Linked DNA regions of Mus musculus: region 2 is linked to region 1. The links are chromatin loops, found by intact Hi-C in ENCODE. Cell type or tissue: left cerebral cortex. All regions are shown on one strand. Each heading gives the region's core, and the rest is flanking DNA. Links, peaks and the distances in the headings are about the cores only.

What was found. Peaks named below come from ENCODE experiments on the same cell type or tissue, not always from the same donor. Only the 100,000 strongest peaks of a DNase experiment are listed, where the experiment ranks them.
Region 2: a loop joins it to region 1, with 2.2 times the contacts of the local background. A loop is called at or near these places in 13 of 42 quality-filtered maps.

The regions. Positions count from the first base shown.
Region 1 is chr5:90,282,392-90,298,733 of GRCm38, forward strand. It overlaps Ankrd17 (ankyrin repeat domain 17), which reads right to left. Exons shown (of 34, transcript NM_030886.2): 4 at 16,149-16,296; 5 at 15,596-15,743; 6 at 13,194-13,427; 7 at 10,811-10,905; 8 at 8,557-8,794; 9 at 6,847-7,038; 10 at 6,193-6,302; 11 at 4,858-4,945; 12 at 3,445-3,572; 13 at 3,097-3,240; 14 at 2,650-2,752; 15 at 460-1,212. Among named protein-coding and RNA genes, the nearest start is that of Cox18, 67 kb to the left of the region's middle. In left cerebral cortex, for the core only: a CTCF peak has its summit at 4,384 (motif pointing left); DNase peaks (open chromatin) are centred at 4,382 and 7,689.
Region 2 is chr5:90,236,562-90,252,903 of GRCm38, forward strand. It overlaps Ankrd17 (ankyrin repeat domain 17), which reads right to left. Exons shown (of 34, transcript NM_030886.2): 27 at 16,306-16,342; 28 at 13,814-13,963; 29 at 6,303-7,933; 30 at 2,378-2,590. Among named protein-coding and RNA genes, the nearest start is that of Cox18, 21 kb to the left of the region's middle. In left cerebral cortex, for the core only: no CTCF peak of the experiment used is centred there; no DNase peak of the experiment used is centred there.

The DNA.
Region 1 (16,342 bases), core at 3,148-11,147:
CAAGTAGACTTCCTAATATGTCCTACTACCTTTGTACCTAGATTTTTATCAATTTCCCTTTTATTGGTATGAATACAGAAGCAAAAATGCCAAAACCCAACCCGTGTTCTGAACTTAAAGTGGAAAAACAAAACCAAAAGTAAAAACCAAGATTCAACCCACTACTGAAAAACAGATTCCCAGCCATGACAGATTTGTTCATTTACAGTGTATGAGCTAATCTTTAATTTGACCTGTAGCCATCTGAGAACTATTTAATGTAGTTTTTCTAAAGACATAATGGGTCAAGAGTCCAAAAAAATACTTCTCAAGTTGAATATTGAGCAATGTTTTTTTTTTTTTTTTAAAAAGGAAAAAAAAAAAAAGAAAAAAAAAGAAAAAGAAAAAAAAATGCTGGCACACTCTTACTCGCCTTAAGCAAATCATATTTGATACCTGCTCATAACAATATAAACCCACCTGCCATGATGTCATCCAGCGTGTCATTGAGGGTCTGAGCAGGGCTGGCTACCATTAACCCTTGTTGTGTTTCAGTGAGAATTCCTTGCCCCAGCCCTGCCAACTGTGCTTGGCCCAGTACTGGCTGTCCAACTATCACTCCTTGAAGTTCTGTAAGATTTGCGATGGACCCTGGAGGCAAGGGACCCGTTGCCAGAGGCAAAGCTTGAGGCATCGCCAGAGGCTGGATTGGTGCAAAACCCATCTGAGCAGCAGTCTGCTGGGGTTCATCTTTAAGCAAAACAGGATCCACTTGCTGTAACCGTGCATAGTCTCCCTCGGAAAGCTGCTCTCCAACCCCAACAGAAGTAAATAGTCCCAGATGCTGGCAAGACTGTTGCTGCTGCTGCTGAAGCTGAATTCGTTGAGCTTTAACTTCTAGATACTGTTTTTTAAGCTGCTGCTGAGTTTTCAGTTGTAGCTCTCGCTCTACTTTCTGCAGCTCCTCCAGAATCTTTTGCTTCTTCTGAATTTGTTCCTCCCTCGTTTTGTTCAGCTCCTCGATCTTCTCCTTGGTGAGTTGGTCAGCATGAGCCAGCTCCAAGGACTGCAGCTGTGCATTTTTTTCTATGGCTTCTTTTATCCTCTGTTCCAGTTCTGTTAACTTTCCCTGAGCCTCTTCTACAATGCTCTCTGGAGACTGATTGGTGATGTAACCCTGTACATCCTGGCTGTTTGCTGGCAAATGGCTGTTGGACTTTTGTTTAGAAGCAGCTGTGTGAAAAAGAAACCCCCTCAGAAGTGCACGTGAATGGCATCCTCATTACAGAGTTACTGTTGGGAGGGTTAGTGCCAACAGTTATGCACCAAGCTATCATATCCATGAAGGTGAAATGTACTTTTAAGTAGTTAAACACAAGTCCACCTTCTCTATCATAAATATAGAATGTATGTATTTTATGTGCATAGAGTAACATCTGGAAGTAAAGTTCAGAATTTTATAAATACCACAAGGCTAAAATTAAGACACTAGAGGGATGTAAGCTGTGACACCTAAGTGGTGCAGTTTACGTCAAGTCTAAGGCTACGTGTAGTATTTCATATGGTCAGATGTAACAACTCATCATAAGATCAGAAAAATGATTTTCCACACTTAATAAAATAGCTGTGCCTTTTATAAACACACACACATACACACAAAGAGAACCCAAACCACTGAGATGTACCAAGAAATTAAAATCCAACTAAAATATATGTCTTCGTTGGGACCTACCATCTATAAGACTGACAAAGGAAAGAGATAGAAACTCGCATATTCACACAGCTGCCTAGCCAATAGAGAACTGGGATTTAGTGTCCCTGGAAGAAAAGATGCTAGACTACGCCATCCTCTGTTACCGTCTGACAGCCAGGAAAACAGACTGGTCTGGCTAACAGGTTTAGAAACAACCGAAAAGAATGCCAAGACAACAGGCTGCTTGTAGTGACCGAAAAGAGCTGCTAGGAACACATAGCATACTTGTTGGTAAAAGAACACAGGTAGCCAAAACCAAGATGCAAAAAAATAAAAAAATTAAAATTAAAATTAAAAAAAAAAAATCACAATTTCTTCATGTAAAACTTTTCAAAGGAAAAACTGACTTAAACTGGTAATTGGGGATATACTTAAGAACAGGCATGGTATGACATATACAAGTCAAAAAAAAAAAAGGACCTTGGTATTTTAAGATATAATGAATGTATTACATCTTACATATCTTTGAATATTAGGCTGAGGAAAAAGTATCTAAGATATAAATCTATGTTAAACCAGCTTTTACATTGAATTTTAATATTTGATCCAACTTCTTAATCTTTATTGCCTCATGCCACTACAAAGAGTTAGGTTTGGTTAGTAGTCAGAATTCCATCAAAAAGAACCACCTGAATCTCTTCTGAGTTTCTCTTAGCACCTATTTTCCCTCCCAGAAACTTGCTTTTTCTCATTGGTTTAAAACAAACAACAAACAAAAAGACATTAATGATACCAACTTAAGAAACTTCCTCGTTGGTGAAAATAATTTTTAAGGGCTAGTTTTTGTTTTCTTACTTTCACCTGAAAAACATTACTGATTCCAACTTAGTAAGTGCATTGCTCTTGAAGAGTAAGGGCTGGTTATTCTTTTGTTTTCACCTGAACATGTAAGAACAATCTTTAGAAGTATAACTGACCTTTACTCCTAACGGGAAGAGTAGCAGCAAGGTTGGCAGGTGGTTTGTCAGGCTCCTGAGGTGGGACAACCATGGGCAGTGCTTGAACTGGTACTCGAGGTGCCTAAGGAAAAAGGACGACAGTCACTCGTTAGTGCTCGATCTATTATCATGCTAATAAACTGCAGAACTGTTAAGAATATGTAATATCCATTTCAGACAATGACATATTTACAAATTACTTTCCTTATTCTTTGATTTTTAAAAAGTGACTATGAATTGAACTGTTATTCCTGATCATAATTTAAAGAGGAAAACATAATTCTACCAATCCAAAAATAAAATGTTCTACTAGATATACATTCGCCTTGACATAATTATACAAAGAACGTTAAAAACAATAAAAGTTTAAATGAAAATTATTTAAATGCTAAAGGAAATATGCGGTGCTTTAGTTTTGAATCTTACCCTATTTAAATCATGGGATGGGGGAGTTAGCTGAGTGACATCTGGTGGAGGGGCTGCAAGTAGATTATTGGGATAGTCTAAAAGATAGCAAACAACACTCGTATGGCCACCCTTTGCTGCTTCTATCAACATGGTTGAGCCATCCTAGAAGAATGAACACACAAGAAAGCAGTTAGGTCTCAGATACACTTAACTTAAATAGCTAATACAGGACAGTTGTTTTTGCATTAACATCAGGTAACTTAATACTCAGAGTGTCATTACAGGTATAGCTTATATATGATAATTTTATTATGTTCAAGATGAAGAAGTTTTCATGATGCTGCCTTAAGTACTTGAGTTACCTACTTTTAAACGGTGAGTAGGGTCTGCTCCATGAGCCAAAAGTAGTTCTACCACTGCCAAATGACCTCCTGCACAAGCCAGGGACAGTACAGTATGATCATTATTAGCTGTGGTTCGATTCACATTTGCTCCTAAAACAAAAATGGGAGGAGGGGGGGAGGGGAGAACACATTAGTAGAATTACATGTATATGTGTGTGCCTATGTGTGATTATGTGCCTCCCCCCATGTGCATACAGAAGACTAAAATTGGTACCCACTGGAGCTATAGTTACAGGAAGTTGTGAGCTACTTCATGTGGGTGCTGGAAACTGAACTGCAAGTGCTCTTAACCACTGATGCAGTCTTTCAGCACCAATGGTAAGATGCTAGATTATTTAGTGTTTATGCTTGCAAGCAAATATATAGGGGTGTACATGTGGCACGGTGTGCGTGTGGAAGCAGGACAGCTCGTAGAAGTTGATTTTCTCTTTCTTGCATGTGGTTTCCAAGCATCAAACTCAGGACTAAGCAGAAATACCTTTCCTCCCTGACTCATTTTACAGGCTGAGGACTATGAAAAAGGAGATAATCATAGACTAAAGAAAATGGGACAATGAAACCTCACGCACTCATTACTCAGTCTCATTAATTATAAACAGCCTCTTGTGTTTCAAAAACTTTCTTTTCTCTCCTATACAAAATTATTCTGAAGCAAATCCCCTGAAAATATATTTCTTTCATAAAAGATTTAATATGGGGAAATAAAGATAATAAAAGGTTGTGTTATACCAAAGGCAATTACTATGTTAAAAAAGTAAAATACAGGGACAGAAAAAAAAAAAAAAAGTGGCTCACTCAATGGTTAAGAGTACTAGACTCTTCTGGGGAACCAAAATTTGCTTCCCAGCACGCACACCAGGCTTCTCACCTATACCTCATGCCCTCTTCTGGCAGCTATGGGCACTGCACTCATGAATATAAACCAAAGGCAAAAACCGCATATACATGTAACTTTAATTCACAGAAATAAAATCTATTTTCAAAATGACAAACACAGTATTCTATGGTCTAAATACATTTAAAAAACTCACAAGGAATAAAAAGACCAAGCAATGCTTTTCTCCCATCTTTCTGTATAAAGAGGAAAGAGCAGGTAAGCTTTTCCCTCAGAGAGTTTGAGGGCTGGTCTATAGAGAGTGAGTTCAAGGACAGCAAAAGCTACATGTGTTTCCAAAACCCTTTCTCCAAAAAGAGGGGTTATTTGGTTTATAGTAGTTCACAACTAGTATATATGATAAGTTTATTACTAATGTGAAGAGCATCCTTCTCCATGAGATGTAACAACCACAAGATGTTCTTTAGCCTTCCAATGTCAACATGCCTTAGCATACATATAGGAAGATACTTCACACAGAATCCCTCTACATAAGCTTACCTTTGCTAATTAAGAACTGGACTGTGCAAACATGACCCGCTCTTGCAGCTTTCATTAAAGGAGTTCTTCCACCTTCTGACTCATGTTCCTGTTTTAAAACAAAAGCATAAAAACCAAACCAAAACCAAACCAAACCACAGTTGATAACTAAAGCCAATAGTCAATTACTCTTTTCATGCAAATCAAAAGGAAAAGTGGGCTTACTTTTGAGCATATCCCACATACATATATGCACACACACATATAAATATTTCATGTAATGAGCAAACTAAAAAGAATATGCTTTCAATTAAAATAGATATGTGCTATTGTAATAATTTGAAGACTAAAGTTGGTGATTACACACACCTGTAATCCTAGATACCAGGAAGTAGATGGTCAACCTACTTCCGTATCTCAGGTATGCACTGGATATGAAACTCCTACTTTAGTCTTCTGAATGCTCAGATTATAATCTCCTCAAACACATATTACTTTTTAAAAGAGAGTTTCATGTAGTGAAGTCTAGTCTTAAACTCCCTATGGAATTGAGGTTCCATTTGAATTCCTAAGTGCTCCAGTGAGAATAGCTCTTCCCTTACACAAAGGAACTTGACAACTTCTAAGCTCTAAGACTTCCTCTGACAAATTTTTTTCCAATTATGCATCTCTTGTCATACCATTTCCAGGCCTCCCTTTCCAAACCCCACCCAGCCAGTAACTACATCAAATAACTAGCTACACCTTCTGACCTTTCTTACTTTCTGTGCATTCCCTATGACATTTCTTAATAACCAGCATTAAATGAACTTACAATATATTTTACCTTTCTAAGTAATTTATGTATATAAATACTGTTTCTTTTTCAACATTTTATGGTGCTTTTTATACAGGCAATTTTTTCCCCAACCTACAAAGAAATGCTTATAAGTCACATTTGCCTTAAATAAACAACTAAGGAAAATTAATTTGTAGAACTATCTCTAGCAGAAAAAATTTCTGCATAAACAGGAATAAGATTAGTGAACTGAATAATACTACAAAAATAAGAACAAAGACTAAAGACTAAATAATGTGTAAAAACAAACAAAAACCAAAAACCAGACTGTGTAAATTTAAATAAGGAAAAAAGCTAACAAAGGTAGGAGAAATATGTCTTTGAATTGATTTCTTGGTTTTGTTTGATTAGGCAGGGTCTTACCATGCACTGCAGGGAAACCTTGAACTCAGGCAGCCTTGGCTGCCCTTAAACTTTTATGCATCTTCCTGCTTTAGCCTCCGAGTACATAGGAATGTGCTACGATGCCTTAACTCTTTCCTTATTTTACAGATGAAGATTTAAGGGACAAAGCTTACCAGATCTGCACCTGCCTGGAGTAAGACGTCTGCTACATCCGTATGGCCATTTTCACAGGCATATGTTAAAGCTGTGTCTCCTGTTGCTGTCGTTGCATGAACATTAGCTCCTGTAACAGTTACATATGATTACTTTTTAAAAATGAACATAAACCTATTTCTTCATGATAGTCCCCATCTCCTAAATCAGACAGAATATCCATATCCATGTTTAGAATGAGCACACTGACAGCCTCTTTACTAGAGGGTGTGAGGGAAATCTGCAAGAAATGGCTCAGCTGGTAACACCACTTGCTGCCAAAGCCTGACCACCCAAATTTGGTCCCCCAGCCTACATGAAGGAAAGAAAGCTAACTCCCACAAGGTGTGTCCTCTACCCCTTAACATATGCACAGTGAGTGGCATGTCTACCACAAACAAAAAAAATTTTTTTGAAAAAAAAAAAAAGTTAAAAAATACTTTAAAATTCTACTTAAAAAGAAGTTAAAATTGCAAGTATTTCCTATGATAGGTAAATTATTCAGAACATACACGAAGCATATCCTAACTTTTCAAAATATATTCTATGTACCAAAACAACCTAAACATATTTGGATGCTGTGATACTTATTTACATCATACAATATATTCCCAAATTGAAAACAAAAAGCATACCTGCAGCTAGTAAGTATTTCACTAACTCCAAGTGACCTTCTTGAGCAGCTTCCATCAAAGGAGTAGAACACCCTAGTTCTATATCAGCCCCAGCCTTAATCAGAAAGTCTGCTACTTCCAGAAAGCCTCCACAGCAAGCCAGGGTCAAGGCAGTTTCTTGAGTTTCTTCTGTCTGTGCATTGATATTTGCTCCTAAAATAAAGATTCAACTTAAAGGAAGTTCATGCATTTAATCAGATACAAACAAAACATAACTGTTTTCTAATGAAATATATCTAAAAGAATAGAGATATCTCTTCCCTACTCTTGGAAATAAAAAAATAAAAACAATGTACATTCATTGAGTCTGTGTTTGATAAATGCAGTTGTTATATCTGTTTTAAAAGGAACCAGTAATAACTAAAAGGAGTCATAACATTACCCAAATCCCCTCGCATTAAGAGGGTAGGTGATAAAGATACTTTACCAATTACAGTATCAATTGATACAATGTCAGTTACAGTAGCTAACATTTATTAAGTCATTACTATTTCCTGGACACTATTCAAAGTACAGACTGTGAAGGTACATTTATATACATAATTTGAACTTAGAGGAGGGGCAGTGTTGGAGAATGAACCCATGGCCTGCCATATTAGGCAAGTGTGAGCTGTTGGGGGGCAGGGGGAACAAGTCCTTGAGAACATTGAGTAAGTACTACATCCCTGAGCAACATATCCCTAAGGCCTTATGTTGGTTTTATTTACAGCAGCATTTTACATAAGGCTGCACAAGCTGAAGTTAATTCTCTTAATTGAATTACCATAGGCAACATCATTACCATCATTACTCTCACCACACCAGAGTTGATTTTAATTAGCACCATATGACAAGCACTGTTGTAGGAGCTTCCTGAGCCACCCCCACAGAAACAACTGACTAAAGTAACAAAATTACCACACAGTGTAAATGACTCACTTTTAAAAAGAATCCACTTTTCAAAAATCTGTACCTTAGAGTTCTAGTCAAAAGAACCTATACATAAAAACAAAAAATGTGCCTCCTTGTATTAAATGGATCAGATTTTACAATGTTAAAAAATACTATTGGATGAAAAATAAATCTAGTAGGAAATTATCATCTAAATGTAAGGTATTTAAACTACTAGACCACCTTTCTTTTTCCAGAAGATCCTCATGCTATGAGAAACAGTTTCCGATGTACCTGTTGGTTTTCTGTGTTGTCTTGCTTTTCCTAGAGTGTCACCATATAAGCCCTGGTTGGCCTCAGGCACCTATCACTGGGATTACAGTGTGTAATCCTCATCTGGCCTGCTGTACATTTCATGGCTTAAACCTCCACAGCAGTGTTCCCCATGCTCCTCCATCGGGCACTGGTTCTATCACACACTTACTTATGGGGAAGTGTTCTACCTCTAAAGATTTCCCTCATTACATTCAAGGCTTCAAGAACTATACCTCATATTACCCTAAGAAAATTGTCCATTTGAACTTGATTTTTGTTTGTTCTTTTATTTTCTCATAGCACACAATATTGAAAGTTCTACATTGAAGAAAGTTCTACATCATTTGTTTAAACAGGGTATGTGAGTCATTTTACAGCAGACAAAGCAGAAGTTTGGGAGCAACAGCTCAGTGCAGAAATTCAACTTGTGTTGAAGAGACTTGTGTTCTATAGATTTGTTATTTAGCATTAGCTAGATGTGCTTACCTTGGCCAAGAAGTAACGCCACCATTTCTTCATGTCCTTCACGAGCTGCCTCCATCAAAGGAGTATAACCTTCATCATTGACCTCTTCCAGGCTAGCTCCTCTTTCAATAAGTAAGGCTGCAAGTTCCACATGTCCTCCACATGCAGCCAAAGTCAATGGTGACTCAAATGAATCAGCTGGCATGTTCACTTGAGCACCACTGTCCAGAAGCAACCTAGCTACTTCAACATGGCCATCCTATTCATAAGCAATTAAAAATGAAATTAAGTTAGCACCATTAAAAAAAAACCTTCAAATTTAAAAATTTCTAAATTATGTATTGACACGAAAGTTTGTTGATGTTCCCTCACACTAGAATAATCTACATCTGACATTTCAGTAATTATATGCTGTGTTGCCAGTACCCTTTTATCGTACAGAACTAAAAACTAGGAGCTTGGGGATTTAAAGCAAATTAGAGAAGGATGCCTGTAATCAAGAAGTGCTTATCAGCCATCAAGGAAGCAATGGCAAGTACATGGATTAAGACAAATCTAAGGTCACAGAGAGCCTGCAGAGCACAGTGGACAATTAACTGATAAGTAACAAAGCTCAGATACAGAAAAGCAAATTTTTCATAAGCTCTTAAGAGTGAGCAAACTTGATTAGGCAGGCAGAAAACAGCATCTCAAACATCGTAGAATACACTGTACCGTGTGTGAAATGAGTAAATGCAATGTGCACATGAGGTTTTGTTCGTTGTTCATTATTTAAACACAAGTGAAAAGAAAAAGAAGGTAGCTTATTACTGGCAACTACATGAGAATTTCCTTTCCACTGTGCTTTCCTTTCAATAACTAGTTTCTTTTAATCCTTCATATACTTCCTCAAGCCTTGCTCTAAAGGTCATATCCACCCTGGCCTAAGAACAAGACATATCTGACACCTCTAATGTCTTATTTCCAAGTAACATTACTATTTTAGCAGTTTTGAAATGCTTTCCATAAATTCAGAGCTTCAAGTTTTTAGCGAGATCTCCCAATGCCTGGCTTCGATTCATGCACCTTTTGATCACATCCATCAGCCCGAACTCCCACCCATTATTTTTTATTGTGACTAATAACTGGGATTACAAGTCTGTCTGTCTGTCTATCTATCTATCTATCTATCTATCTATCTATCTATCTATCTATGCTTGCTATCTATCTATGCTTGCTATCTATCTATCTATCTATCTATCTATCTATCTATCTATCTATCTATGCTTGCTACCTACCTACCTATCTATATTATTTATTGAGACTGAGTATCAGATCCATGCCCAAATATTTGCATTTATTTGTGATTTTGGTTTTTTTTTTTAAGTATATGTATTTACAGAAAAATTCCTCTGTCTAAATACCACGAATTTTTGTGGTATAAGGTAGTAACAGTGACTGAATTTCCTTATCAGAGAGATTACTGGAAACATCAATATTGTTGCTGTGTGTTGGTCTCTTATGATCCTCATAAGAACGCCAGACAAGGAACTCAAAAGCTCCAAAAAAATTTATACATGCACAAAAGAGAAATTCATTAAAGCAAATACAGGGCTGAAAATAAAAAAGCAATATATAATTTAAGTACTAAATGACAACTGTACAACATTTCTTATAAATCTTCCTATAGTTTTTTTTAGATACATCTCTTTTGTAAAGAAAATAAATTTAAGATGCAAACATTTTTAAGAGTATTAACATAATTTAAATTTCAAAGACAAACTCTATACAATTCTTTTTTATATTTTGCTTTCAAAGATGTGTGCATGCATATGTGTGTGTATGCGTGCATGTATATACACACACTTGCTTTTTTGGTCCTCTTTACATAGTTCTGGCTGTCCTGAAACTCACTATGGGCAGGAGGCTGTCCTGAAACTGATACAGACCCACTGGTTTCTGACTTCTTACTGCTGGGATTGAAGGCAGAAATCTTGTCTGGCAGTTCTTTATAGTTTGACAGAATCTTGTGATATAACCATGGTTGAGCTGGTACTCACTATATAGTCCAATCTTGCCTCAAAATAACAGCAATAATCTTGTTTCAACTTCCTAAATGCTTGAATTACATGTGATCACCAAGTACAACTTAAAAATAATAGTTCAGCTGAGATTCTGCTCCACAATAAAGTAAGACAAAATAAGAGCTTTTGCAAAACAAGAAAGGCTATTTACTTCCCAGTAGCTCTCCCACTCCCAATAGTACGAAAATCTATGTGCATTTTATCCATCTTACCATGCAAGCCTCCATTAGAGCAGTGTGCATTTCATCTGTCTTATGTTCTTGATCAGCGCCTGCTTCCAAAAGAAATCGCACCATCTCTAGATGTCCTAAATCAAAATTGTGTTGGATTACTTACTTATTTTCAAAAACTATTCTTAAAATAAAAGTGATAGATCATTTTTGGTGCAAATAAACAAAGATGTCACGTCCCAACATCTCAAATGATCTTTCTGCCATTTTCAATTATGTGTCTGTACTCTGATTGCAGTGCCCATAGAGAGCAGCAGAAGCTAACAGATCCCCTGCAGCTGGAGTTGTGAGCTGCCAGGCAGGTGTGTTCACACTGAAATCGGATCCTCTGTAAGAACAGCCATCACTCTAGCTGCAGAGCCATCTCTTTGGCTCCTGTGCTATATTTTATGTATTTGTCAAGAGAAGTAGCCTGGGATGAAAATCATTGAAGCTATTACCTTATGAGACCAAGTGCTTAAAATTACAACTAACAAACTGTTCAGGGGACTCTTATTTATAATTTGTAAACCCCATTTATGAAAGTATTGTTAAAACATTGAATTATATGCATTCTTTTATTACTAATACATATGATAGAAATGCACACTTTCAAAGAAACTTCAAAAAGTGACTAAAAAGTAGACCAATTATATATATAAATAGTACTTTGGATACTAACTATGTAAGAGAGTAATATGAACTGAGTTATAATCAATTTATAATCAACTAGAATTAGACCAGAAAGGAAAAAATAAAACAGCCCTAGGCGCACTAAAACAAGACAGTAAGCACACTATCTACTACCTGGTGATTAGGCTGACTATCTCATCAATATATCAATACTCAAGTCTGTCTGTGTCTATATCTTTCCTATCTCGTCAAACTCTCAAGTAATCCCAATAGAAACAAAAGAAACTAACAGAGTTCACTGATCCCTGTCAGTATTCCAGGTGCATTCCACTAGCTTAATTTTCTAACTAGCTTCAAACTAAAGTTTGCACTCAACCTTAGGTGCTCTCTAGAAAGTAGAGTAGGCTACAAAAGAAAGGTAAGAGACAAGATCTGTCACCAAGTGCTCTAGCCAGCTGGGAATGAGTAATGCAATGGAACCAGTACTGGGTTCAAAAGTGTTTGTATAAAGTCATCCAATCAAAGTTCCCAAAGCTTAACTCCTCCAATCCTTAATGAAGAGCAGCCCTTGTGCCTAGGAGAGGACAGTAAGTGACTTCAATTGTGCTGGCTACATGAAAATCTGCTAACATCACACACTCACAATTAAACAATGTAAATCTTAACTATTTACACATCTCAGCATATAACAGGCTGAGCATGTGATCGGCGTGAAAAGGCCCTCAGTGACATGATTACGCAGAGGACAGACCTGAAGGGTCCTTACATTTTGTATCTGCACTTGCAAAACCTTTGTCTTAATACTTCAGATGAAATGGTGTTTTATGACCTAAATGTGCCATGGTATAGATGCAAGCACAAAGTTGCATGGCTCATTTTTAGGTTCTTTAAAGAAAAAAAAGGGGGCTGGAGAGATGGCTCAGTGGTTAGGAGCACTGACTACTCTTCCCAAGGTCCTGAGTTGAAATCCCAGCAACCAATTGGTGGCTCACAACCATCTATAATGAGATCTGATGCCCTCTTCTGCTGTGTCTGAAGACAGCTATAGCGTACTTAGATATAATAAATCTTAAAAAAAAAAAAAAAAAACGGAAAAAAGAAACACTCACTTTATAGTCACATATTTGTCATACCAGTAGAGTATGAAAACTGTGACTCTTTGACTTTTTTTAAGAAATCTCTAGGCCGGGCATGGTGGCGCACGCCTTTAATCCCAGCACTTGGGAGGCAGAGGCAGGCAGGTTTCTGAGCTCAAGGCCAGCCTGGTCTACAAAGTGAATTCCAGGACAGCCAGGGCTGCACAGAGAAACCCTGTCTTGAAAAATCAAAATCAAAACAAAACAAAACAAAAAAAAAAGCAAACAAACAAACAAACAAAAATCTCTTATGTTGATTTCTTGTAGGTGGACATATTTGGCCCACCAAATAATCCATATTCCATATTAGTAATAATTTCACATTGGTTGACATTTAATTATCATGTATCTTCTTGCAAAAGGTAAAATGTTTCCAAAATGGAAAACCATCAAAAAGTGTAACCACATAAAATCATCAGCTTTCTGATAAAAGAGTTGGATTGTCACTTCCATTGACAAAATTACAATGCTGAGACTATACAATATTAAATATTAGTTATAAAACACTTTAAACAAACTTACTCATGTCTAATAACACTATATACTATGTTTTATTGTTAATTTAGAAACCGATTTTAATTTCATTATTTCATTTCACAAAAAGATTTAAATGATACCTTTATAACAAGCTAATGTAAGGGCACTCTCTTTAAATTCATTGGAATGCGTATTGATGCCAGCTCCATTTTCTAGCAGCAATCTGGCTACTTCCACATGCCCAGCACTTCCAGCTTCCATAAGAGGTGTGTGACCATTCTCATTATGGTCCTCAATACTAGCACCGGATTCCAAGAGCACCTTTACAACATCTACGTAGCCTCCAGCACAAGCATAGGTGAGAGCTGTGTTGCCTGTTTAAGAAAACAATGAAAAGATGTTAATATCACTCACAGACACACAAACACAAGCATGCACGTGCACCTCGACCCAGTAAGATGCTTCTGCATGTAAATGGACATACCACCAGGCTGGATGGCCTGAGTTTGATCCTGGGGACCCACATGGAGGAGGAGGAGGAGGAGGAAAGACCTAAGTCCTGGATGTTGTCCTTTGATTTCCCCACATGCACCATGGCACACACATGCACGCACACACATAAATAAAAATAAATGTAAAGCTTTTTCACATAAAACCAATTTATATCACAAAAGCTAATGTGGAAACTGTATCCATAATAAACACTAAATAGATACATATAATTTCATTACTTGGCTGTACTTTCTTTTTCTGAAATCAACTTCCTATCCTCCCTTTCTATTTAAACACAGTATCAAGCTGTGCCTGGTGGATGGGTTTTGATCCCAACTATGAGAAGGCTAAAACAAAAGGATGGAAAACCTAAGGCCAGCCCTAGTCACACTCTGACTCTAAGAGAGCCTAGAAAGCTTGGTTAGTGCCTGGCTTACAATATGAACTAAAAGGCCTCAGACTTAGCTTATTTGGTCAACGCTTGCCTAACAGGTGCAAGATTCTGAACTCAATTCCTTGTAGCACCAAACAACAGAAACAAAATACATGTCAAATAACAGAAAAATCAAATAAACTTATCAAGATTGGAGAACTGACAGATGACAGGGAAGCCAAACCCATGATACCACAACAAAACAGCTACCTAAACAAGACCTGAACAATCAATAATTCTAATAGACACACTAACACTGAAATAAGAAATCTCAAAGGATCCCAGCCCTAGACAAAGAACTGTAGGCAACTAATGACTGCTGACAGAGTCAGCCTTTTCCAAAGCCCTCTAACTGGTTATCTAATAACAAGTGCACCACTAAAATAATACACAGACAACCCACGCTAAGTCAACTCAGTCAGCCATATTTCTGCATCATACATATATTGGTAACATTTAATAATAAAAGAGACTGCCAGTTTGAAAGTGAGTGGCAAAAAAGGAATGTTGGAGGGGGCGATTGGAGGGAGGGACATAAGAGGGTTTAGAAGGGAAATTCAAAGTAATGGAGGCAGGACAGAGAATGTAGAAGTATTTACTTATATTACTTTGATATACTTATATTTTACTTTGAAATTAAAGGAAAAAAAAAACTTTGAGAATTGTAAGTGAACTGTGACTTTCTTTCCTGAAATTAACTTTTTCCTTCCCAAATGAGATTATAGTTAACTTTAATCAGAAAAATGTTTCATAAAGCATTATTTTTAATAAATGGTATTATACCCCAAACCTCTCATATATAACCCATATGCTAACTGATCAATGTCAAATGATTTCATATTTTTATTTTTGGAACATGTTGTGTAGTTCAGGCTGGTCTAAACACACAGAACCTTCCTGACTCAGCCTCCCATGTCCTAGAACAAAAGGCATGAGACAAAACAATGAGCAAAGATTCCCTGCTTAGTGATTAAAAACTCCCCAAGAGATCCCAACTTGGTAAGTAAAAAAGTTTAAAAAAAAATTATGTAGACTTTTATTTAAAACACAACTAAATTTGATTTTTTTAATCCCAAGAAAACTCACAAAATACAATTTCACATAACTGTTAGAGCCAGAGAAACTAGAAATATTTAAGGCTAAAATTGGGGGCCATTGGACCTCTTTTTATAGTTTTTTCATTGGCCACAATTTAGCAAAATTAGGAGAACGTGGTAAAGTCCTTACTGTTCTTCCTATTCTCCCTATCTTGTACTTGTAATAAAAAGGAAGCCAGGTTTTGAGACGTATAAATCATACCTTTCTACAACTACAGAGCAGTCTTTCAAACTGAGTGCTTAAAAAATTAATATATTTTAAAAGAACCTAAGAGTGTCTCATAAACAAAACAGGAGATGTTACTTTATATTATTATAAATTATATGTTAATTGTATAATGTATAATTATATATTAATATAAATTGTATTAAATTTGTATAGTTAACCCTTATAGAAATTATTCAAATATGTAGCACTTCTAAGAAACTGTTAAATCTTTAAAAGGGAATAATCATACAGAAAACTATTATTAAAAGGGAAGCTACAAGCAAATGGAGCTGGAACAGAAGCATGCATGACCTGTTGAAGACTGTGCATTGACATCAGCTTTATGAGCTAGCAGCAACTTCACGATTTTGACATGTCCTCCATTAGCAGCAGCCATTAAAGGTGTGATGTCACCTTTGATTCCCCTGTCTTCCACATTTGCGTGCATTGCCAATAAAACCTTGACAAAGAAAAAAATAGAATCTAAAGATTATTAATAAAATCTGAAAGTTTTCAATATACTTATTTATATAAGACCTACATAAACTCGTAAAATTCCTCAGAGTTAAATATATACAAGCCGTATGTAGCAATGTACTAAAACTAGCTTAATGGACAAAAATTCATTCTTTTCTTAGTAAATGAGAGATTCCTTTCTTTTTTTTTTTTCTTTTTTTTTTTGGTTTTTTTTGAGACAGGGTTTCTCTGTGTAGTCCTGGCTGTCCTGGAACTCACTCTGTAGACCAGGCTGGCCTCGAACTCAGAAATCCACCTGCTTCTGCCTCCCAAGTGCTGGGATTAAAGGCTTGTGTCACCACGCCCGGCTGAGAGATTTCTTTTCAAGGTTTATTTTCCGGACACAAACCTGTGCAAGCTCATAGTACCCAGCAGAACAAGCGAGACAAAGGAGGCTCTCCCCTTCCTCGGTGTGCTCATTCACACTCCGACCTTCAATGAGTAGTTTCCGCACAGCATTTACATCTCCTTCTGAACACGCTTCTGCCAGACTGCGGCTACAGTGGGAATAGAGATGAACAGGATCACCTCGGGATGACAGAA
Region 2 (16,342 bases), core at 5,161-13,160, 44 kb before region 1:
TGAAAATTTTCAGCTTGAAAAGGAGAACCAGGGAATTTAATGATGGACCAAGGCTGAAAGAGATTAGGAGAGGTTTTATAGATAATGGAATAGAAGGAGTGGTGCCTCAGGGCCAGCCCCCACCTGTAACCTTCCTGCTTGAACAGAGAAAATGCAGGAGGAAAGCAGAGCACCAGATTAATGCAAATGTAACTGAAGGGCAAGGCCAGGTCCTACCCTAAGCAGGCAGTAGGATTTGGTAGTTTAGGGCAAATGTGGTTCTGGCTTGCGAACTCTTCCTCCAGGGTTAAGAAAGCCATAAAGCCAGGTGTGTGGCCAGGCCAAAAGAGAGAAGTCGGTAACAATCAGAAAGGTTGGGAGGGCAGACTGATTTAAGTGCTTTGACATCATATTGGAGTTATGAAATTTCATTTTTGATTTTATAGGGGGCTTATAATTGCCTTGAGTCAAGATTGCCTTGAGTCTCAGAAGAGACCTTGGACAGTTAAATAGTTTTGAGACTGAAACTGGGGAATTTTGAAGTTGTATTAAGAGTATTTTTGTATTCTGCTGTGGCCACAAGTCTATGGGGGCCAGGGAGAAAAATGTGGTTGTGTGAGAATGGCTCCCACAGACTCTTATGTGTCTCCAGTTGGTAGAATTGTTTGAGAAGAACTAAAAGTATGGCTTTTTTGAAAGAGGTGTGACACTGGTGATGGGCAGAAGTTTCAGAGGCCCACATCATCCCCATCTTAGTGCACGCCCACCACATCTCTCTCTCATGCTTGTAGATGCAGTCTGAGCTGTCACCTCACACTCCACTGTGTGCTAGCCCACCTGCAGCCATGCTCCTCACCAGTGGTCATGAACTCTAACCCCCTCAACTGTAGGTTCCCTAGAGATTCTTTCTTTTGTAAGTTGACTTGGTCATGTTGCCTTCACAGCAACAGAAAAGTAACTTGGGACAGTTGTTCCGATGCAAAGCAGTATCTAAGTCAGTGAAGTCTAGCTTAGGAGGAGAAAAATCAGTGAACACCAGGCTGCTACACACAGTACTTTCCACATGACTATAAAATACTAATTGGAAGCAATTCCTCATCATCTATCAACAGGATTGTTGGCATTACACAAGATGTAGTTTTGGTAATGACCATCTAATCGTCTTAAAATAATGGGGGTGAGGTATACTGGAGAGTTGTCTCACAGCCAAACACAATAGGTTTTGTTTGTTTTTTTGTTTGTTGATATAGGTGCTGGCAAGTCTTTAACTTACCCTCCCTCTGTCTTAGCCTTGCAAGCCTAGAATCTGGGGGTATACACTATTAACACAAACTGGGATACTTTTATATGCCCATTAGAAATTGAAGTTTTTAAATATATTACTAATAAAAAATAAAAGCAGGGTGGTGGTGGCAGTGCAACCCTTTAATCTAAGCACTGGCTAACCTGGTTCACAGAGTGAGTTCTAGCATAGCTAGGTATAAACAGAGAAGCCTTGTTGCAAAACACCAAAACCAACAAAAAGCCAGGGGATGGGATCTGAATTTGAAACCAGCCATGACTCCAGCTGAGCTCCTGGACAGTCAGCACTACACAGATAAAATTTAAAAGGTGTGGAAAAGTTTTTGTTGTCTATACAGACAAGTGTTTCTATTTGCATTAGAGACCGTTTTTTACATTATTGCCTAAGTGCTTGGCAATTTACTGAGGCTGTCTGAAATACAAATTCTCCTACCTTGGTCTCTAAAGTAGCTAGAATTATAACTATGTTCCATAATGCTAGGCTTTCCAGTCACATGTTTTATAAAGCTAGAAATCGTTTCTATCACTAGTCGATCTGAAGAATAAATGTAAATTGACATTAAGTAGGTGCTTCACTGCAGGAAAGACACTCTGGTTTCACCACCATTCAAAAAGTAGGTTTTAAAGGATTTTTGGAAGATTTTGCCTTCATTTATGTATGTGTATCACATATAGGCGTGGTGCTCATGAAGGTCAGAAAAGGGAGTCAGATGCCTGGAACGGGAGTTATACACGACCATAAGCCATCAAATAAGTGCTGGGATCAAAAGTGGGTTCCCCAAGAGTAGCAAGTGATCTTAAGTACTGAGCCATTTCTCTAGTCCCAATAAATGGTTTAAAAACTACAAATTTTACACAGACTGTTGAGTTAAAAATTACATTCCTTTCTGCATTAAAGTTATGGTGAGGTTAAAATCTCAAATTTGGTGTGAGTTGCTCGAAGTAGCACAAGATCGTATTTCCAGCTTGTGGGAACTGGAAGCAACGAAGCTGGGGCTAGCCCAGTACACAGGAGAGCCTGTCTTAAAAGCAAATATCCTGTATTTACAGATCTCAAACCTCTTTGCTTTTAAGGATCTGGGATACAGACACTTACCATTTGATGCTGATGAACATGGAGTCAACAAACTAAGTGGGGAAAAATGCTGTCTGTTAAAGTTAGCAGCAGTAGGTGCTCCTCCAAGGGGTGCTCCTCCAAGAGGTGCTCCAGGCCCATACATCTGACCTCCTGAAAGACTTGAGGCAAAGTTTCCCAAATGTGTAGAAGAAGGTGTTACAGAACCATATGGTGTGTCCATGTTGACAATACCTGTAATGTAGAAGACCATCATTACTTACAGCAATTACCCCCCAAGAGAGGGCTGGAAGATGCGTTAATTTTAGAGGGAAGGAGGAAGGGAGGGAAAGAGAAGAGAGAAGAGAAAAAAAGAGAGAACTTCTTAGCTGGGTGTGGTGGCAAATACCTGTAATGCCGGCATCTGGGAGATAGTCAAGAGGGTCAGATTAAGATGATCTTTGGCTACATAATAAATTCAAGGCCAGACTTGATGTAAGGGAGACTCTAACTCAAAAACGGGCACACTCACGTACCGGGAATCTCACAAGGTCATACACGTCTATAATCCCAATGGGGTGGAGAATGGCCACAATTCAAGTTTGACATCTATAAAGAAAGATCCCTTTCAAAAGCATTCCCTCATAAAAAGAGATGAACAAAAGGATAATATGAATGAGGGAACAATATTTACTAGTCTGCATTCTGTTCTTTAAACAATCTGTTTATGTAAGAAGAGCCACAGGCTTGGAGCTGGAGTTGGAGCTAGCTTAGCAGTGAGGAACACTTGCTCTTCTTGCAGAGGACCTGAGATTGGATCCCAGCACCCAAAGGATGGCTCAACTATCTCAGCTCCAGGGAATCCAAGTGTCTTCTAACTTCCCTGAGCAACAGGCAAACATTGGTGTACATATATGCATGCAACCAACACACACCGGAAAACAGTATCATTCATACTAGTAATAAAAAAGATATAGGCTGGCAGAGGCAGGGCAATTTATGTGACTTTGAGTCCAGCCTAGTCTATATAGTGAATTCCTGGGTGGCAAAAGCTACACAGTGAGAATCTGTCTCACAATAAATAAAAATAAAAAATGTGCCGGGCGTGGTGGTGCACGCCTTTAATCCCAGCACTCGGGAGGTAGAGGCAGGCGGATTTCTGAGTTCGAGGCCAGCCTGGTCTACAAAGTAAGTTCCAGGACAGCCAGGGCTATACAGAGAAACCCTGTCTCGAAAAACCAATAAATAAATAAATAAATAAATAAATAAATAAATAAATAAACTTAAATAAAAAATGTGTAGTATAATGCTCTTACCTGTGTGCAGCAATGCACTACATTTTATTTAAAGTACGATTCTTTTTGAATCTTTTTGAATTGTATGTTCACGAGTATTTGCATGTCACATGGTCTCTGTCCATGTATTAAATATAAAATTAGCTATAAATAGTATGAGAATGAACAAAGATAGCTATGGTAACACTTTACTTAGAGAGCCCATGGTGTGGTGGCACAGGCCTATAATACCAGCTCTGGTAAGGTAGAGCCAGGTTCAAGACCTGCCTGTGCAAGACCCTTGTCAGGTGGACCAGGAAAAGCCCATCTTAAGAACAAAGAAACAAGAAGGGAAGGAAAATCAGTAGTTGTCAGGGTACACTGTACATTGGTAAAAGCATTTAATCCTTCCACTGAAGAGGCAGAAGGTGGAAAGACTCATCAGATTTCAGAGTCAGCCTGGACTAGCTAGCAACAGGCCAGCCAGGGTACACAACAAGGCCCTTCCTCAAATAAAAAACAACAGGAATCCCCCATCACTCTACCCCAGCCTATGTGACTACAGTAAAACCTGTAACTCTAGAACATGGAAAGCTGAGAAACACACATTAAGAACTCTGCTGGTAGTGGAGGAACATGGCTTTAATCCCAGCACTCTCAGAAAACAAAATCCAACCCCCAAAATAAAACAAAATATTCCTTAGAATATTTGTAAATAGGATCAGATCATGTAAACCACAGACTATATAGTATGTCCATCTCTCACGTAGATTTTCTCAATTACTTGACCACGATAGTTTCACTAGTTAAAAAACAAAAACAAGAAGTGAATGGGTGGGTAGGGGAGCAGGGTAGGGAGGTCAGGGGTCGGGTATAGGGGACTCTCGGATAGCATTTGAAATGTAAATGAAGAAAATATCTAATAAAAAACTGAAACAACAACAACAACAACAACAAAACCCAAAAAACCCAAAACCCCAAACCAACCAACCAAAAACAAAAACAAAAACAAAAAAGGGACAGGATCTCTGCCAGGTGGTTGTATACACACTTTTAATCCCAGCACTTGGAGGCAGAGGCAGAAGGATTTCTGAGTTCAAGGCCAGCCTGGTCTACAGAGTGAGTTCCAGGACAGCCAGGCTACACAAAGAAACCCTGTCTCAGGAAAAAACAAAAACAAAAACAAAAAACAAAAACCACAAAACAACAACTACAACAACAAAAAAACCAACTGCCAAATACTAATTACTTCTTGAGTGTACATGCTATAGTCATCTAAGATATTTACATGAGAAACTACAATTTCTCCTTTATGAATCTAAAAAAAGTGAACTTAAAAAAGTATAACAGAATTAAAAACTCTTTAAATCCTCTGTAAATACCAGTGCTGTCAAAAAGAACTTCCCTTAAAATAGTAATGTTCCATAATTTTCCTGTCCAAATGGTAGCCAGTAGTCCACAGTACTTACAACTTGGACTAAGAAGATGAAAGTGTTATTTTTAGACAGGGTAATACCTACTATGCAGCCCTGGCTGGGAAGACCTGCCTGCCTCTGCTTTCCAAGGCTGGGATTAAAGGTATTCACTACTGTACCTGGTCAATTTTCATTGTTAAATAGAAATGAAAGAAGTAGCAAATGGCTACCACATTAGAAGGTGTAGCTGGACATCTTTCTCATATTAAAACAAAGACAAACGGAAATGAATTCCAATTTAATAAAATTGCCAGCATCTCTTTATTAATGTAAAACCTTTGTTTTCCTTCCTTCCTAGACAGGATCTCCTGTAGCCCTAATCAAGATCGGTATGTTAACACTTCTGGTCTTCCTACCAACTCCTTTCCACATGTTGGGACTGCAGGCATGCATCACCATGGCCTTTACTGGCTTTTTCCAAGTTATACTTTATAACTTGGACTTGGTGTGGGTCTCTGTAAAGGTGGCCTAAAACCTGGTGCTTTGGAAGTATCTGACTGATGGAAAGGATCTGAATTTGGCAAATACGAGGATTTTCCTGACAGCATAGATTCTGGTGTTCACTGAGATGAAATAACAGAGGTATGAACATTAGTAAGATTATCAAACATTGTGCTAAAGGGCTACTCTTCTTCAGCCTCTCAATGTTGGTTCCATTCCTCAAAACATCCCGTAACCACACCCTTCCCCACAAATACAAACTTCTTTTTCAAAGCAGGGCTAGGATGAGGAGAAATGAGACCTATTAACTTTATAAGGTAAATTCAAGACAAAATTTACTATTAGCTTTGAAAAGACTTTAAAATAAAAGCACTACACTAAACAAATGCACATGATACAACAGTGTATAAAGGGACTAAAACCCTCTCACACTTGGGGTCTACCTCACTGATAAAATAAAGTGCTCATCCAGCATGCATAAACCAAATGGGTACAACCTCTATCACCAAAAAAGATAAAACAAAACTCTCTAAGGCTGGGCACCACAGCAAACACCTTGAAGTCAAGGCCAGGCTCCTCTACAGTCCTGATTCTAGGCCAGCCAGGGCTACACATAGTTGAGACCCTGTCTCAGAAACAATAGCAGTGCACAACAAAAACTCTTCTCTATACAGGTAGCCTATACACAGAGCAAGGACATCATAAAGTAGCCCAAAATTTTTGTATCATCTATGTCAAGTAGTAACTACATAATGTCAAACAAATAAATACACTTACCTGAGGGACTTGGAGCAGGTCTCTGTAATGGTGGCCTAAAACCTGGTGCTTTGGAAGTATCTGACTGATGTAAAGGATCTGAATTTGGCAAATACGAGGATTTTCCTGACAGCATAGATTCTGGTGTTGACTGAGATGAAACAACAGGTCCTCCCCAGAAGGCATGAGCATTAGTAGGGTTGTTTTCAAACAATGTGCTAAAGGGCCCAAATGGTAATGGGGCACTGAAGTTGGGAGCAACAGGCTTATTTGCTGGATGTACTGAATTCTGACAAGCACTTTGTGTACTTAAGGTCGAAGGTAGCTGGACAGAGGAGGGGACACTATGAGGTCTTTTAATGTGATTGACATTGAGGACTGAAGCAGATGAACTCTGCACTGGAGCTGGAGTCTTGTGAGGGGCAGCTGTGGCATGAGAGGGTGGTCTAATAGCAGGGGCTTCCATTTTAGGAGGCTGGGAGCATCCCATTTGTGTCTGAGGCATAGGGTACGTCACAGGCGCAGTAGAAGGCACCGCCACTGGAGCAGAACTTGTTGCTGTAGGAGGAACAGTCATTCTCACATCCGGGGAAGGAACCTGAGACTGCTGAAGAGGGGGTCTTGGCTCCTGAGGAACAGATCCCGGAGGCTGCTGCTGAGTGGAATGACCTGATGAGCTCCCAGAAGAACTGCTGCTGTGTGGGGGTCTGCTATTTGCAGGTTCTACTACTGGTGGACTGCTTGCTTCCTGTTCGGAAGCAGATGCCCCTTTATTTGGGGATGCTGATCCACAATCCAAAGGGCTGTTTCTAGAAACCCCTCCTGGCTGGGCTGGTGGTGATGGGGAAGATGGGGATGATACTGGATAGTGTTCTTTGGCAGTAGGCATAGGATATGTGGCGTTTGTGGGTGCGGTGCTGTTGTTGCTTGCTGTAGTTGTGACTGTTGTGGTTGTGGCATTGGATGTCTTCACAACTGTGACAAAAAGCTGCCTTCTGACTGAAGGAGAACTTGGACTGCCATTTGAAGTTGTACCAGGCACCGCTGAAGCTGATGAACTGGCTGTAGTTGTTGGACTTGAAGTTAGAGAACCTGCTGAATTCACCTGAGAACCACTGCTATTCTGATTGCTATGGCGAGGCACCATGTGAGGCTTAGGCGAGTTAGTAGCTCTGGCAGGGCTCAAAGGCCTGACAGGAAAAGGACCCCAAGTGGACTGAGCTGGTGGGAAAGTACCTCCAAAGTGGGTCATGGGCAACCGTGGTGGACGGATCTGCTGGAAAGTCTGAGCAGCAAGCAAAGCGTGTGCAAACTGTGGAGGAGGATATGCTAATGGAAGAGAAACTGGAAACCCAGGCCTCACATTATTCACAGGGTTCTTAATGGTTTTGTGAGTGGATGCAGAAGAGATGGCAGGAACGGTGAGTGCAGTGGCAGTCTGAGATGTCGACGACAGAGCTACAGTTGTCATTTTGATCCCCATTAAGGAACTGTTAGCAGCAGTGGTGGTAGGTGCTGAGGACCCGATTTTGGAATTTGCTGTGGAGCTTTTCAAACGATTCTTTGGAATAAGTTCATCAATTTCTTTGTCTGGATCCTTGATCAAAGCATTGATCAACTGAGTTGCTTGTCTTGTTGATTCAGTGCCACCCCTGCATGTTGATCAACAGATAAAAAAATGGCCCCCAAATTAGCCTTAATTTCACTACTTTCTAGTAGTACAGTCTATCATTCTCATGTAGACATTTACATGTATGCATGTATAAACACACATTAAACAGGTAAACCAAACACACACACACACACACACACACACACACACACACACACACACCCCTTAAGTGACTTAAAAAAAAGATTATGTCCACATGTATAACTGTTTAGACAGTTGTAAGCCACCAAGTAAGTGTTGGAAACCATGTCTTCTATAAGAGCAGTAAGTGCTCTTAACTCCTAAGCCACTGTCCCAGCCTCTATTTTATTTTTAAAGAAAAAAAAATCTTCCCATTGTTTCCTTAGACTAAAATGTTATTTCTCCTATTGTAACATGATTTATCATTAGGAAACAGATTATACATAAAAGCTTGTGTGGCCTACAATAATATTTTGAAGATAAATATACGGTCAATAACTAGAACTGGTACTCAATGCCAATAGTACCAGCAGAAGAATGATCTGTGAGTTCCAGGCCAGCCTGAGTTACTTACTGAGAGCAGGCCTTAAAAGAAAAAGGGGAAAAGAAGGTAAGCCTAGAGTGTTGGTGCAAGACTTTAATCTTAACACTTAAGACATAGCCTAGTAAAGAGTTACATAGAAAGCCTGCCTCAAAAAGGGTGATGAATATTTAAAACAATCTTATTAAAAAGTTGGAATTGGCCGGGCAGTGGTGGCGCACATCTTTAATCCCAGCACTTGGGAGGCAGAGGCAGGCGGATTTCTGAGTTCAAGGCCAGCCTAGTCTACAGAGTGAGTTCCAGGACAGCCAGGGCTACACAGAGAAACCCGGTCTCAAAAACAAAAAAAAAAAAAAAAAAAAAAAAGTTGGAATTGTAGCTCATTGGTGAGAATTTACATTCAATTTTTAACACTGTAAAATCAAAAAACAAAACACCAATGTTCAAGTAAACATGAAACACTTTACAACTAAGCAAGGGAAGAGGATTTGGTCGTTGATCTTAGTATCTGAGATAAGTTTACTGCCTAAATGGCTTCCCTATGAACAGCATTGGAGGACAACCTCTCAAAACAAGTGAGGAATTCTAACAATGCCAGCAACAACAATGACAGCAAACTAGAACGTTGGCTCTTCAGGAAAACGCCCGATTTAAGTTTACATATGGAAACCTCAAGAACAAATGACCCAGAAAGGGTATTTACTTGCCTTTCCTCTGGATTCTGCAAGTTAATCTAGCAGAGGAAAAGGTGAAAATGAAATGGATTAAATGTCTCCCTACTTTAAAGAAAAAAAAACCTGTAAGTCCTAGTATACACTCAGTTGAAAACCCACTTTTCCTTCCCTCCCTCCCTCCCTTTTTCTTTCTCTCTCTCTCTTTCCTTCTCTCTCTCTCTCTCTCTCTCTTAAATAATTTATTACTTTTTATTTTATGGGCATTGGTGTTTTGCCTGCATGTCTGGATACCCTGGAACTGGAGTTATAGACAGTTGTGAGCTGCCGTGTGGGTGAGGGGAATCGAAACCTAGTTCTCTGGAAGAGCAGTCAGTGTTTTTAGCTGCTGGGCCATCTCTCCTCCGACCCTACCCTGAGAACCCGCTTTTCAAAATGTACTTATACTATAGCTATTTTAAGTACAGCTTTTGCATCCTTATAATGTCGTAAACTGTCATCTTTATTCTTGGAGTATTTCAGCAGACACACTTGTTGAGTTTTCAGGTTAAATATTTACACTGCCACTACTGATTATGTTACATTAATAAGTTCAAATTCTAAGGATATCATTTCACAACAAAAATCTATAAAGTAATTGAGAGAAAATAACTCCCTGCTTTAAAATGTGTAAGAAATTTATTACTCAAGAATCTAGACAAATTTTTAACTATCTCAAATTTTTATAACATTATTTAAAACATATCATAAGAATGTATTCATTAGAAAAAATCCTGAGAATAATATTCCCAAAGACTCATACTTTGGGGGATGGGATGTGTATGTGGGGGATAAGGTCTCCCTACAGAGCTCTGGCTGTCCTGGAAATCATTATAAAGTCCAGGCTGGCCTTAAACTTAGAGTTCTGTCAGCCTGCCTCTGCTGAGATTAAATACCTGTATTACAACTCTTCTAAAACTATAATCTTTTAAATACATAAAGGCTGAGGAGATGCCAGTGATGGTTTGTTTATGCTTGGCCCAGGGAGTGGCATTATTTGGAGGTGTGGCCTGATTGGAGTAGGCGTGTCACTGTGGGTGTGGGCTATGACCCTCACTGAGCTGCCTAGAAGCCAGTATTCTGCTAGCAGCCTTCAGATAAAGAAACAGGACTCCCAGCAATGCCTGCAAATGCCGGCCTGGATGCCACCATGTTCCCGCCATGATGATAATGGACTGAATGGACCTCTGAACCTGTAAGCCAGTTACATGTTGTTCTTATAAGAGTTGCCTTGGTCGTGGTGTCTGTTCACAGCAGTAAAACACTAAGACAGAAGTTGGTACCAGGGACTGGGGTACTGCTGTGATCGGCCTGACCATGTTTTTGTTTGGAAGAATGTAGATTTTGGGACTTTGGATTTGGAAAGCACTGGAATGCTTTAAGTGGGTCTTAATGGGTCATCCTAGAAGGAATGTGGAAGACTTTGTTGCTGAGAGTGGTTTGAACTGTGACCATCTGACCCACGAGGTTTTAGTGGAGAATTTCAGTATGTGGCCTAGAGACTGTTTTTGTGGTTCTTTGGTGAATGTGACTTTTTTTTTTTTTGCATTGTCCTAGGAGTCTGCCTGAGGCCAAGAGATTTAGATTCCTTTGAAAAAGGAAGTCTCAAAACAGCCTGGGGTAATTTCTGTTGTATGGTTACTAAAGTTCACTCTTATGAAAAACATTTTAATGAAAAGGAACAAGCTGAGAAGAAAGGACAAATATAAAATATATGGTTGGAATATTAAAGGGGCACTCAGAAGTAAAATGGAGCTGAATCCTGTGTTCACAGATAGTAAATGAATTAAGGGAGTAGTGAGTGACCTTGGAGCAAAATCCACCCAGCTAAGTTTAGGGCCAGGCATGGAAGTACACACCTTTACTCCCAGAAGAGGAAGACAAAATGTGAGTTCAAGGTCCAACAGAGCAAGTTCTAGGTGAACAAAAACTTAAATCCTGGCTTGGTGGACCACACCTTTAATCCCAGTGTTTTAGGAGAGAGGCATACAGATCTATGAGTTCAAAGTTAGTTCTCTGAGTTCAAAGTCAGTCTACAGAGCAAGTTCCAGGACTGCCAAGCTTAGGCAATGAAGGAGTTGGGAAACAGAAAGCTGGTGAAAATATAATAGAATACAAGAGTAGGCCATGTTCCAGCCCCAGCAAAAAGCAGAACTCAGCAACTTTGGTTATTTGGCTCTGGCTTTAAGAGTCCAGAATAGAAGAGACTACTGGATTAAATGATGCTGGTTAGCTGGAGATAAGAAATTAGTGGTGAGGGGGCTAGAGAGATGGCTCAGAGGTTAAGAGCAGTGGCTGCTCTTCCAGAGGTTCTGAGTTCAATTCCCAGCAACCACATGGTGGTTCAAAACTATCTCTAATAAGATCTGGTGCTCTCTTCTGTACTGCAGACATACATGCAGGTAGAATGGTGTATTTATAACAAATCTTAAAAAACTTGAATTAAAAATAAATTAGCTGGGTGGCACACACCTTTAATCCCAGCACTTGGGAGGCAGAGGCAGGCAGATTTCTGAGTTCAAAGCCAGCCTGGTCTACAGAGTGAGATCTAGGACAGCCAGGGCTACACAGAGAAACCCTGGAAAAACCAATCAATCAAGAATAGAATAGAATAGAATAGAATAGAATAGAATAGAATAGAATAGAATAGAATAGAATAGAATAGAATAGAATAGAGGTGATTAAGAGACCAGCACCACTAAAGTGAAATCTTCTGGGAAGTGTTTTCTGAGAGCACAAAGAAGTTGTGATCCAGAGATTGTCAAGGTATTTTCCCCTGTTGCAGCTGTCTTTTGGTAATGTGTAAGAGTCACCCAGGCGCTACTGGTTTTGAAGGCATGAAGAGATCATGATGAGCAGCTGAGGCCTGGCACTGAGAGAGTCCATGGAAGGCCACTGGTGAAGGTTCAGCCCTAAATGCAGTTTGGCCCAGGACTGAAGGGGTCATGCAAAAGAGTTGAGCTTTGACACTAAAAGGAGAGCCTGTGAGAGGCTTTTGGTGAAACCTAGTTGTAGTGGAAGACCCCAGCCAGCTTATTGGAGATGCCAGTACCACAGGATGATCATCAAGAACAGCAGCAACAGTGGGAGTGGATCAGCTGGAGGTTATAGTGCTACAGAGCACAGAGATAGTGACGCCAGCCCTTTGGAGGAGCCCAGAAGATCATGTGTGGATCCCAGACACTGAAACAAGAAGCTGTGATACTTGGAGACCCCAAAATGTTTGAGATGTCAGAGCCATAAGATATCTCCTGAGACATGCTGCTAACAGGATGTGGAACCAGTCCAGGAAAAGAGAAAGGGCCTGGAGATGTGAAGACCACTTTGACATCAGACATAGAGATGCAGAGTCTGGAGTTTGCCCAGCTGTTTTCCTGTCTTGATTTGGGTATTACAGTTAAGCGATTGGGTGGATCTCAGAAGAGACTTTTTAAATTTTTTATTATGCTGTGGCTAGGTATGGCCCCCCCCCCATAGATTCATGTGTTTGAATAAGTCTATGGGGACCAGGGAATGGAATGTGATAGTTTGTATGTGCTTGGCCCAGGGAATGGCATTATTTGGAGGTATGGCCTTGTTGAAATTGGTGTGTTCTGCTGTGCGTGGTGGCGCACACCTTTAATCCCAGAACTCGGGAGGCAGAGGCAGGTGGATTTCTGAGTTCGAGGCCAGCCTGGTCTACAGAGTGAATTCCAGGACAGCCAGGGCTATACATACAGAGAAACCCTGACTTGAAAAACCAAAAAATTGGTGTGTTCCTAGCCGGGTGTGGTGGCGCATGCCTTTAAACCCTGTCTCAAAGGGGGGAAAAAAAAAATTGGTGTGTTCCCATGGGAATGGGCTTTAATACCCTCATCCTAGCTGCCTTGAAGCCAGTATTCTGCTACCAGCGTTCAGATGAAGACGCAGAACTCAGCTCTGCCTGCACCATGCCTGCTGGATATTACCATGCTCCCCCACCTTGATGATAATGGACTGAACCTCTAAATCTGTAAGTCAGCCCCAATTAGATGTTGTCTTTATAAGAGTTGCCTTGGTCATGGTGTCTGTTCACACAGGAAAAGCCAAACTAAGACAATGTCTTAGTGGATAAGAGTGCTTGCTGCACAAAGTATAAGGACATGAGTTCAAATCCTCAACAGCCATCTAAGAGCTGAATGTATATAGCCCACATAAAAATGACTATAACATCCGCATTATTCATGGAAGAAGATCCTGGCAACTCCGGCCAGTCAGTATAGCCCAAACAGCAAGCTTCAGGTTCACTGAGGGGATATTCTTCTCTGGCAGTGTGAGTGTACATACAATAACTTGTGCAACACACACACACACACACACACACACACACACACACACACACACAGATACACTACTCCCCTACTCAAATGGTTCTTACTCTGTTGAGTTACAGTACAAAGAAAACACAAAACCGGGCTGGTGAGATGGCTCAGTGGGTAAGAGCACCCGACTGCTCTTCCGAAGGTCCAGAGTTCAAAATCCCAGCAACCACATGGTGGCTCACAACCATCTGTAACAAGATCTGACTCCCTCTTCTGGTGTGTCTGAAGACAGCTACAGTGTACTTACATATAATAATAAATAAAAATTCTTTAAAAAAAAAAAAGAAAACACAAAACCAAAGCTTTACCTTATAGTTATTATCCGGTCTCCAGTCTTGTCTTTTTGCTTGTCAATATCTATGTGTGCACCAGTACATTCCCGAATAGCATTGATATTACAGCCACCTCTTCCAATAACTCTGGATATCACAGTTGATGGAACAGATACTTTTTTTGACCTGTTTAAAAGTTCAATCAACAATAAATTAGTAAATTAAAACATTAGTGGTTATAATGAAAGTAAGAAAGTTTTACTATTAAGGTTTTTTTGTTAATTATTACTATAAATGGAGAATTGACCTGCTAAATAAGCTTATATTTATTCTTTTGATTTTAAATACTGGGTAAATACAGGATCTCAGTATGTATCTTTGGGTGGATAGAAAAGTAGATATTGGCCTGCCTCCAATGTTAGGATTAGAGGTCTAAGCCACCACACACCAGCGTTTTATTTATTCTTAATCCAGATAAACAAACCTTTTGTCGAGACTGCTATAGACTATGGTGACTTTGGAAGTTAGACTAAATGTACTTTTTTATTATGCTGTGGCTAGATATTGCGATTAAAAGGTCCCTTTAATCCCAATAATCTGGAGGCAGAGGCAGATGGATCTTTGATTTCTAGGCTAGCCTGGTCTACACCCTGTCTTAGCCTAGCATTTCACATCTTGTTGCTCTCTTGACTATCATCCTATTAATCCCTGAAGCATATACTAGGTAGGTATGTACTCGGCTACTGCAAATTCTTGTGATACAAATTAACAGGGATGGTTAAAGGATCTAATTTATCCTAAAGTCCAAGAAAGGCATTTTGTAGGCACTTCTATGTTTGACTTAATTATTTCTGGTGTTTTATCTGATATATAGTTCATTGAACTCACATGAGGGGGACAAAAAGCCTACTAGAAATTAAAAGAAGAAAAGCCACCTAAATTAATCTGCCAAAAGCTGGAAGTTGGTATCAGGAAGAGCAGTGTTAATCAGTGGGTACCACTTGTGTGGACTGCGTAAGAAAGACTGTAGCCTAGCTTGGCTTCCAAGTCAAACAAGCTTGTCTCCAACTCTCCAGTTCTTAGACTATAGGCATGGATTATCATGCATGGCTTTGCAAAATTACAAGGACTTTTTTTTTACATTGTATTGCAAGGCAACCATGTGTCATATGAAACTCACAGGACAACTTGGAAGAAATGGTTCACTTTATGTGTGTCTATATGACTGACTGCATATCATGTATGGGCAGGTGCTTGTAGAGGCCAGAAAAGGATGTCTAATGTCCTTACATGATGGTTACACAGGCAATTGTGAGCTGTCCCCATACGGGTGTTAGCAATTGAAAGCAGGTACCCATAAAATTACAATTTTATTTGTATGTTGTGAACAATGAGGATCTCAACACTCAAACTCACTATGTAGCTGAGGATAACATTAAACTACAGATCCTCCAGTGCTTCCATTTCCCAAGTGCTACCTGGCTTGGCACATTTATCTTCAAACTGGTATATAACCTGGGGAGATTGTTCAGTGGTAGCGCACTTCCCTAGCACCTGGGAGGCCCTTGGTTTTATTTTATCACCATTGCTGAAAAATAAAAAGGCCGACATAAGTTCCTAACAGTAGCTAAAGAGAACACTTCATAAAGTCATAGTCTAGCTGGACATGGCAGTAATCTCACAACTCAGGAGGTAGAATGAGGTGGTTTTGATAGGTTTGGCCCCCACTGATTTGTGTGCTGAATGCTTGGCCATAATTATGGAGTGACACTTTGTGAATGGTTCAAGCTCTGCTCAATGAAGAAGAAAAGTCTCCTCTTGGTTGCCTTTGGATCAAGATGTAGAACTCTTGGCTCCTCCAGCACCATGCCTGTCTGCAAAATTGCCACGATGATAATGGCCAGCCCCAACTGAAATGTTTGCTTTTGTAAGAGTTGCCTTGCTATGGTGTCTCTTCACAGAAACAAATCCCTAAGACACAGAGGCAGAGACAGGGCGATCTAAGCTCCAAGCTACCCAGAGCTACACAATCAGACCTTGAATTAAAAAAAAAAAAAAAAAAAAAAGTATGTGTGTGGGGGGTGGGGAGGCGGGGGGTGGAGTTTGAGAGAATAAGCAATAATGTGTTGACACATGCCTGTCATTTTTATTTTGAGGACTTAGGAGGCTAAACCCTGCCTCAATAAATAGCCCTATGTGGTTATCCTAGAAAAGCACCGAGGTGAGGACGGAAAGATCAGAAGTTAGTCCAAACTTAAAACCTCGTCTCAAATGAAAACACAAACTGGACTGCGGATATTCAGAAGTGCTCACCTAGCACGGCAGAGGGCCTGGGTTCCATCCCCACAAAAAGGAGTCTCTTGAGAAGCACAGCTTTTCCCAGAGTTTATTCATGTTTGAAAGACAGGGTTTAAAGACTCGCTTTGTAAAAGGCTGTCCATTGACCAGATCGAGGTTTGGGACATGATTGTGTCTGTAACCTTGGGAACAGTTCGAGGAGTCTAACTAATAAGCCAAAAGTCACTCACCGCCTTACGACCTCCTTCCATCCTTCTTCCCTCTTTG